Linked DNA regions of Homo sapiens: region 2 is linked to region 1. A link is an interaction called in ENCODE POLR2A ChIA-PET data of the cell type or tissue named here. Cell type or tissue: HepG2. All regions are shown on one strand. Links, peaks and the distances in the headings refer to the core of each region. The heading gives the core; the rest is flanking DNA.

Region 1 (2,917 bases), core at 299-2,798:
AGAGGCAGAGAGTGGAGTGATGCTGTTGCAAGCAAAAAAAAAAAAAAAAAAAAAACACAAACACCAAGAACTTCCCAAGAAGCTGAGGATGAGGACGAGGCATGGAACAAATTTTCCCTCTGAGCTCCACAAAACAAACTAATGCTGTTGACATCTTGGTTTTGGACTTCTGGCTTCCTGAACTGTAAGAGAATAAATTTATGTGGTTTTAAGCTACCCAGTTTTTGATATTTAATTACTGCAGCTCTGGGAAACTAATACAGGCACTGCAGATGCAACCGAGAGCAAATCAGACTCTGCTTCAACCTTCAGGAGACTCCAGTCTTCCTGGAAGACAGACAGGGATGAGGCAGGTATAATTCAAAGTGATGAGTTCTGGAAAAGACAGAGCTCAGGGCCATCTGGAGGGCACAGGAGGACGACCTAGCATGGAGGTATCATGGAAGGCTTCCAGGAGGAAGTGAGATTTATGCTGAAGCCTAAAGATGATTGGAGTTGGCTAGGCAAAGGATGGGAGGGAACAGTGCTCAAGGCAGAGGGACTAGCCAAGGAGAGGGTTAAGAGGAGAGAGAGAAAATGCAGCCTTTGAGGAGATTAGAGAAACTCTAGCTGCTAGGAGTGGAAAAGAGGGATGAAGCTAAGAGAGATTTTCCAACTAGTCCATTTGAGCTGCTATAACAAAATACCTCAGACTGAGTAGCTTATAAAGAAAAAGAATTTATTTATTTTTGAGACTGAGTCTCACTCTGTTGCCCAGGCTGGAGTGCAGTGGCATGATCTCAGCTCACTGCAACCTCTGCCTCCCAGGTTCAGGCAATTCTCCTGCCTCAGCCTCCCAAGTAGCTGGGACCACAGGCATGAGCCATAACGCCTGGCTAATTTTTGTATTTTTAGTAGAGACGGGGTTTTACCATGTTGGCCAGGCTGGTCTCGAACTCTTGACCTCAGCTGATCCACCCACCTTGGCCTCCCAAAGTGCAAGGATTACAGGCATGAGCCGCCATACCTGGCTAAAAGAATTTACTTCTCACAGTTCTGGAGTCTGGGAAGTCCAAGATGAGGGCAGATTTGGTGTCTGGTGAGGACCGCTTTCTGGCTTGTGGATGGCGCCTTCTCACTGTGTCCTCACGTGGTGGAAGGAACAAGGCACCTCCTGGGAATCCATTTTTCATAGGCACTTATCCCTTTCAAGAAGGCTCTACCTCCATGACTGAATCACCTCCCAAAAGCTTCACCTCCTAATACCATCACCTTGAGGGTAAGGATTTCAACATAGAAATTAGGGATGGGGCGCAAACATTCAGAGCATAGCAGTGAGGGTGGGTGGGTGCCCAGCTGGGGAGGACCCTGTAAGGAGTCCTCAGGGCTAAGGAGCTTGGGTTTATCCTACGAGTAGAGAGAAGCCACCAAGGAGGTGAGCGATGTAGCCGGGGCTGTGGTTAGAGGTTATTCTGACAGTGGTATTGTGTTAATTGCAACACTGCTAAGTGAGGCTGGGGTGCCTGAGGGTGAAGTAAACACCATGTAGGATTCTGCCTATTAAGGGCTCAGGGCTTCAAAGCCCCATTCCTATCATCCTTCACTCCTAAAATGTGGAAAGTTCTGTAAAAGGACTTCCTGTGCTCCCAAGCTGTGCATATGGCCTATGAGTTATCTCCCAGGCAGCACAGCCACCCAGGCGGAATGATGTCATCTCCACCACCGAGCCCGCGTGCCCGGCGCTGAGTTGGTGTTCAGCAAACACTCCTTGAGTAAATACTCTGTATGTGAGTCCGATGGGAGCATCTTTAGTTAGGACTTACTGGGACGTGATCCGGTTTGGTGATCTGCCCTCAAGCTGGACCAAGGGTGTCTGCAGCTCCACTAAGGCTATTGCCGAGTGTTTGCCAAATTTGCCTGCCTGGTACAAGTGCTGGACCTGCATCAAAGTTCAGTCGCTGCTTCTTAGAACATATTGTAGTCTTGCACACTGGTTTTTTTTTTTTTTTTTTTTTAAGACGGAGTCTCACCCTGTCACCCAGACTGGAGTGTGGTGGCATGATCTCGGCTCACTGCAACCTCCACCTCCCAGGGTTCAAATGATTCTCCTGCCTCAGCCTCCCGCGTAGCTGGGATTACAGGCACCTGCCATCATACCCATACTGAATATGTATGAATCAATGGCTGGGATTTGGTAATCATACCCAGCTAATTTTTATATTTTTAGTAGAGATGGGGTTTCACCATGTTGGCCAGGCTGGTCTCAAACTCCTGACCTCATGATCCACCTGCCTCAGCCTCCCAAAGTGCTGGGATTACAGACGTGAGCCACCACAACTGGCCTGCACACTCTTTAATGAGCTTGAAGACAAGTTCAAAATGGCATTCTGTCTGTAATAGCAGAGCTGAGACTGGTATGGAGTAATGCAAAGTAAAGTCATGGCCGGAATAGGGCAAGGGCACAAGAGCAAGCATTTATTGAGCACCTACTGTATGCACAGTATATCAAAGTGCTTTGCAGATGCCTTCCTTGTCTAATCCACCCAACAGGCCTGCAATGCAGGTGTTCTCATCATGCCCAATTTACAGAAAAGCAGGGTGGCTGCAAGGAGGCGACATGCTGAAGGTCCCACAGCTTGTGAGCAGTAGAGCTGTGCTGAAAGTTCAGGCTCTTCTTTCTCCCTTCTGAGTTTCAAACCCGAGGGCAGGCAAGGGAGGATCAAGGAGAAGAGATAAATCAGGCAGAGGTTTGGCCTCCATTTACTTTGGGAGGCTAGTGGAGGGAAGGGCGCCTTCACTCCCACATATCACTGGGACATGAGCACCATCCCGCTGTCTACCCTGGCAGGGGTACAGGCTCCACACTCAGTGGGAAAACAAATCCCAGCCATTGATTCATACATATTCAGTCCTCTTTAAGGGATAGCCATGTCTGGGT
Region 2 (2,917 bases), core at 202-2,701, 65 kb after region 1:
AAGATACTAATTCTGATGTTTATAGAAACGTTTTTCTACCTTCTGAATTGTCTATGTATCCTCTGAGTTCCACTTTCCTTCTGATTTGTTAGATTTGACCTCTGCATGTCATTTGTTATATGAGGCACTAAAAACTGATTGAAGGTTCCGTCTGTTTAGGTGGAGCTTTCAACTTGTGGGCTTCGTGGGAGGGCAATAAGGTGGCAAGCTAGCTCCTTCCTCGAGGGACACCCAGAAAGCATTTTCTGTGGGTGTTGTAGCTGGGATGCTCAGTCGTCCCAGAGAGGACCTCTGGCTACTGGTTGGAGGCCAAGTGAGGGAAGTGAACAGGGGCCTTTCTGTTCACCATGCAGATTTTCACTGGATCTTCCTGTTGTCAGTTCCATGTCTCTCCCCATCCTCAAGGTACAAACCTCCACATTTTAGCTAAAGTAAAGGGAAAGCAGTCCCCTGCATTTGCAGTGTTGGAAAGGGGATCTGAGAGCCCAGCTCCCCTTACGTATCTTTTCATCTATTTTCAGCCCATCTCTCATTCCCAAACTCAGCAGTATCTGGTGTCTCCAAATTTTGAGCTTCTCTGAAAAGCTAAGAGTACAAATCTGTTTGCTCATGGTTGACTTTTTTACCCATCCCTCCTGCATCAGTTATCTGCTGCTACACAATAAATTTCCCCAAAACCTGATGGCTTAAACACCTTCTATTTTACAGTTGCTTGACTCTGACTCATGGTTTCTATAGGTCAGGAGATTGGACACAGCTTATCCAAGTCCTCTGACTCCTGGTCTCTCACAGGCTGTAATCTAACATATCTGCTGGGATGCAGTCTCGTTTCAAAGATCAACGGGGGAAGAAACCACTTCCAACCTTGCACACATGGCTGTTGGCAGGATTCAGTTCCTCATGAGCTACCTGATTCAGAACCTCAGTTGCTCAGTAGCTAGAGGCCACCCTCAGTTTCTCCCAGCCGGGGTTTCTCTTTAGGGCATCTCACAACATTGCAGCAAGGAAATAGGAGAGCTAGAGAGTACAGCACTGCGGGATGACCATAGTTAGCAATAACATCTGAAATCGTTTCAAATAGCTAGAAGGAATATATTGATATTCCCAAAACAAAGAAATAATACATGTTTGAGATGGATATGCTAATTACCTGATCAGTTCACTACATATTGTAGGTATGGAAACATCACTATGTACCCCATGAACATAAAGTTATTATATGTCACTTAAAAATAACTATAAACCAAAAGACAAAGAGAGGGATACAGAAAGGCCACCCAAGATGAGAATCACAGTCTGTGAAATCTAATGTCTTCTATTTTCTTTGAACTTATAGGTTTGTGCTCTTGAAGATTTATTTACTGTCATTTTTAGTGAGCTTCCAGTAGGATCTGAGATATGTAAGTTTTCAATTAACCAAGGTAATGATGTTGACTGTTCATAGAATTACTTACGAAGCCATACAAACAAGTCTTTACAAACCTCTAAGATGGAAAGTGATTTGTAGAGAGAGGAAGATGGACACACTACATATCACCATCTATCACTGCTTTGGCCACTGTGGTCCACCAGCTGTTGTCATTTCACAGTGAAGATTTTTGTGTGTCCAGAGCAAAATGGGAACAATGAGGGGAAGAAATTTGATTTTTGTTTTTTTGTTTTGAAACAGGATCTTGATCTGTGGCCCAGGCTGGAGCGCACTGGGTGAAATGCAACATTCACTGCAGCGTCCACCTCCTGGGCTCAAGCGATCCTCCCACCTCAGCCCCCTGAATAGCTGGATTACAGGCACGTGCCACCATGCCCAGCTAATTTTTGTATTTTTTGTAGAGAAGTGGTTTCACCATGTTGCCCAGGCTGGTCTCGAATTCCTGGGCTCAGGCAATCCACCCACCTTGGCATCACAAGGTGCTGGGACTACAGAGGTGAACCACCATACCCAGCCAAAAAAAAGTTTGTTTTTAAGTAAAGCTAAACATGTTCATGACCCTATATTCTGAAAATGTCTTTCCAAGTCTTTTGGTGTTAACAAATGTGTTTTTAAAAAAATGAACAGATGATTTTACATGGCAAGGATTTTTTATTTTTTAGTTTCTGTCAAAACAAAGTTGACAACCTTATGTTAGACCCTCTAATTTTTTAAAAATTACTCTGGTGTATAGGATACCAAAGTCTGGAAACTATTGTACTCAAGTATTGTAGCAGTGCTGTCAAACGGGTTTCACCTCCCTTGCCCACATCCCGGACCACTATGCCGAGTGGGATTCTGAGGCCCTGTGTGATCTTACAGGGAAGCCTGCTCACAAAAAAATGCCCTAAGGATACCAGAGAGAGAATGTGGTGGCTGGGACAAACACCCACTCACTGCAGAAAACAACTCATTGTAAGGACCACAGAGATGGCATCGAAGACAGAAGCGATCATCTTATTATAAAGTAGATGCTGCTTATTGCAAAAATGTGGAACCAGCCCAAATGCCCAATCCACAAGTGGATAAAGAAACTGTGGTGTGTGTGTATATGTATGTGTATGTGTGTGTGTGTGTGTATTTTAGTTTCTGTCAAACAAAGTTGACAACCTTCTGTTAAACCCTCTAATTTTTAAAAAATTACTCTGGTGTATAAGATACCAAAGTCTGGAAACTATTGTACTAAAGTATTGGAGCAGTGCTGTCAAATGGGTTTCTCCTCCCTTGCTCACATCCCGGACCACTGTGCCGAGTGGCATACATATATATGATGGAATACTACTCAGCCATAAAAAGAAATGAATTAATGGCATTCACAGCAACCTGGATGGAATTGGAGACTTATTCTAAGTGAAGTAACTCAGGAATGAAAAACTAAACATTGTATGTTCTCACTTATAAGTGGGAGCTAAGCTATGAGGATGCAAAGGCATAACAATGATACAATGG

The links. ChIA-PET counts read pairs that join two places held together with the same protein. Peaks named below come from ENCODE experiments on the same cell type or tissue, not always from the same donor. Only the 100,000 strongest peaks of a DNase experiment are listed, where the experiment ranks them.
Region 2: POLR2A ChIA-PET joins it to region 1 with 6 read pairs; 3 of 35 experiments call an interaction of 5 or more read pairs at or near these places.

Annotation. Positions count from the first base shown.
Region 1 is chr12:115,838,672-115,841,588 of GRCh38, forward strand. The region is part of intron 2 of LINC02463 (long intergenic non-protein coding RNA 2463); the gene reads right to left. Among named protein-coding and RNA genes, the nearest start is that of LINC02463, 46 kb to the right of the region's middle. In HepG2, for the core only: no CTCF peak of the experiment used is centred there; a DNase peak (open chromatin) is centred at 1,720.
Region 2 is chr12:115,903,794-115,906,710 of GRCh38, forward strand. No RefSeq gene overlaps it. Among named protein-coding and RNA genes, the nearest start is that of LINC02463, 19 kb to the left of the region's middle. In HepG2, for the core only: no CTCF peak of the experiment used is centred there; no DNase peak of the experiment used is centred there.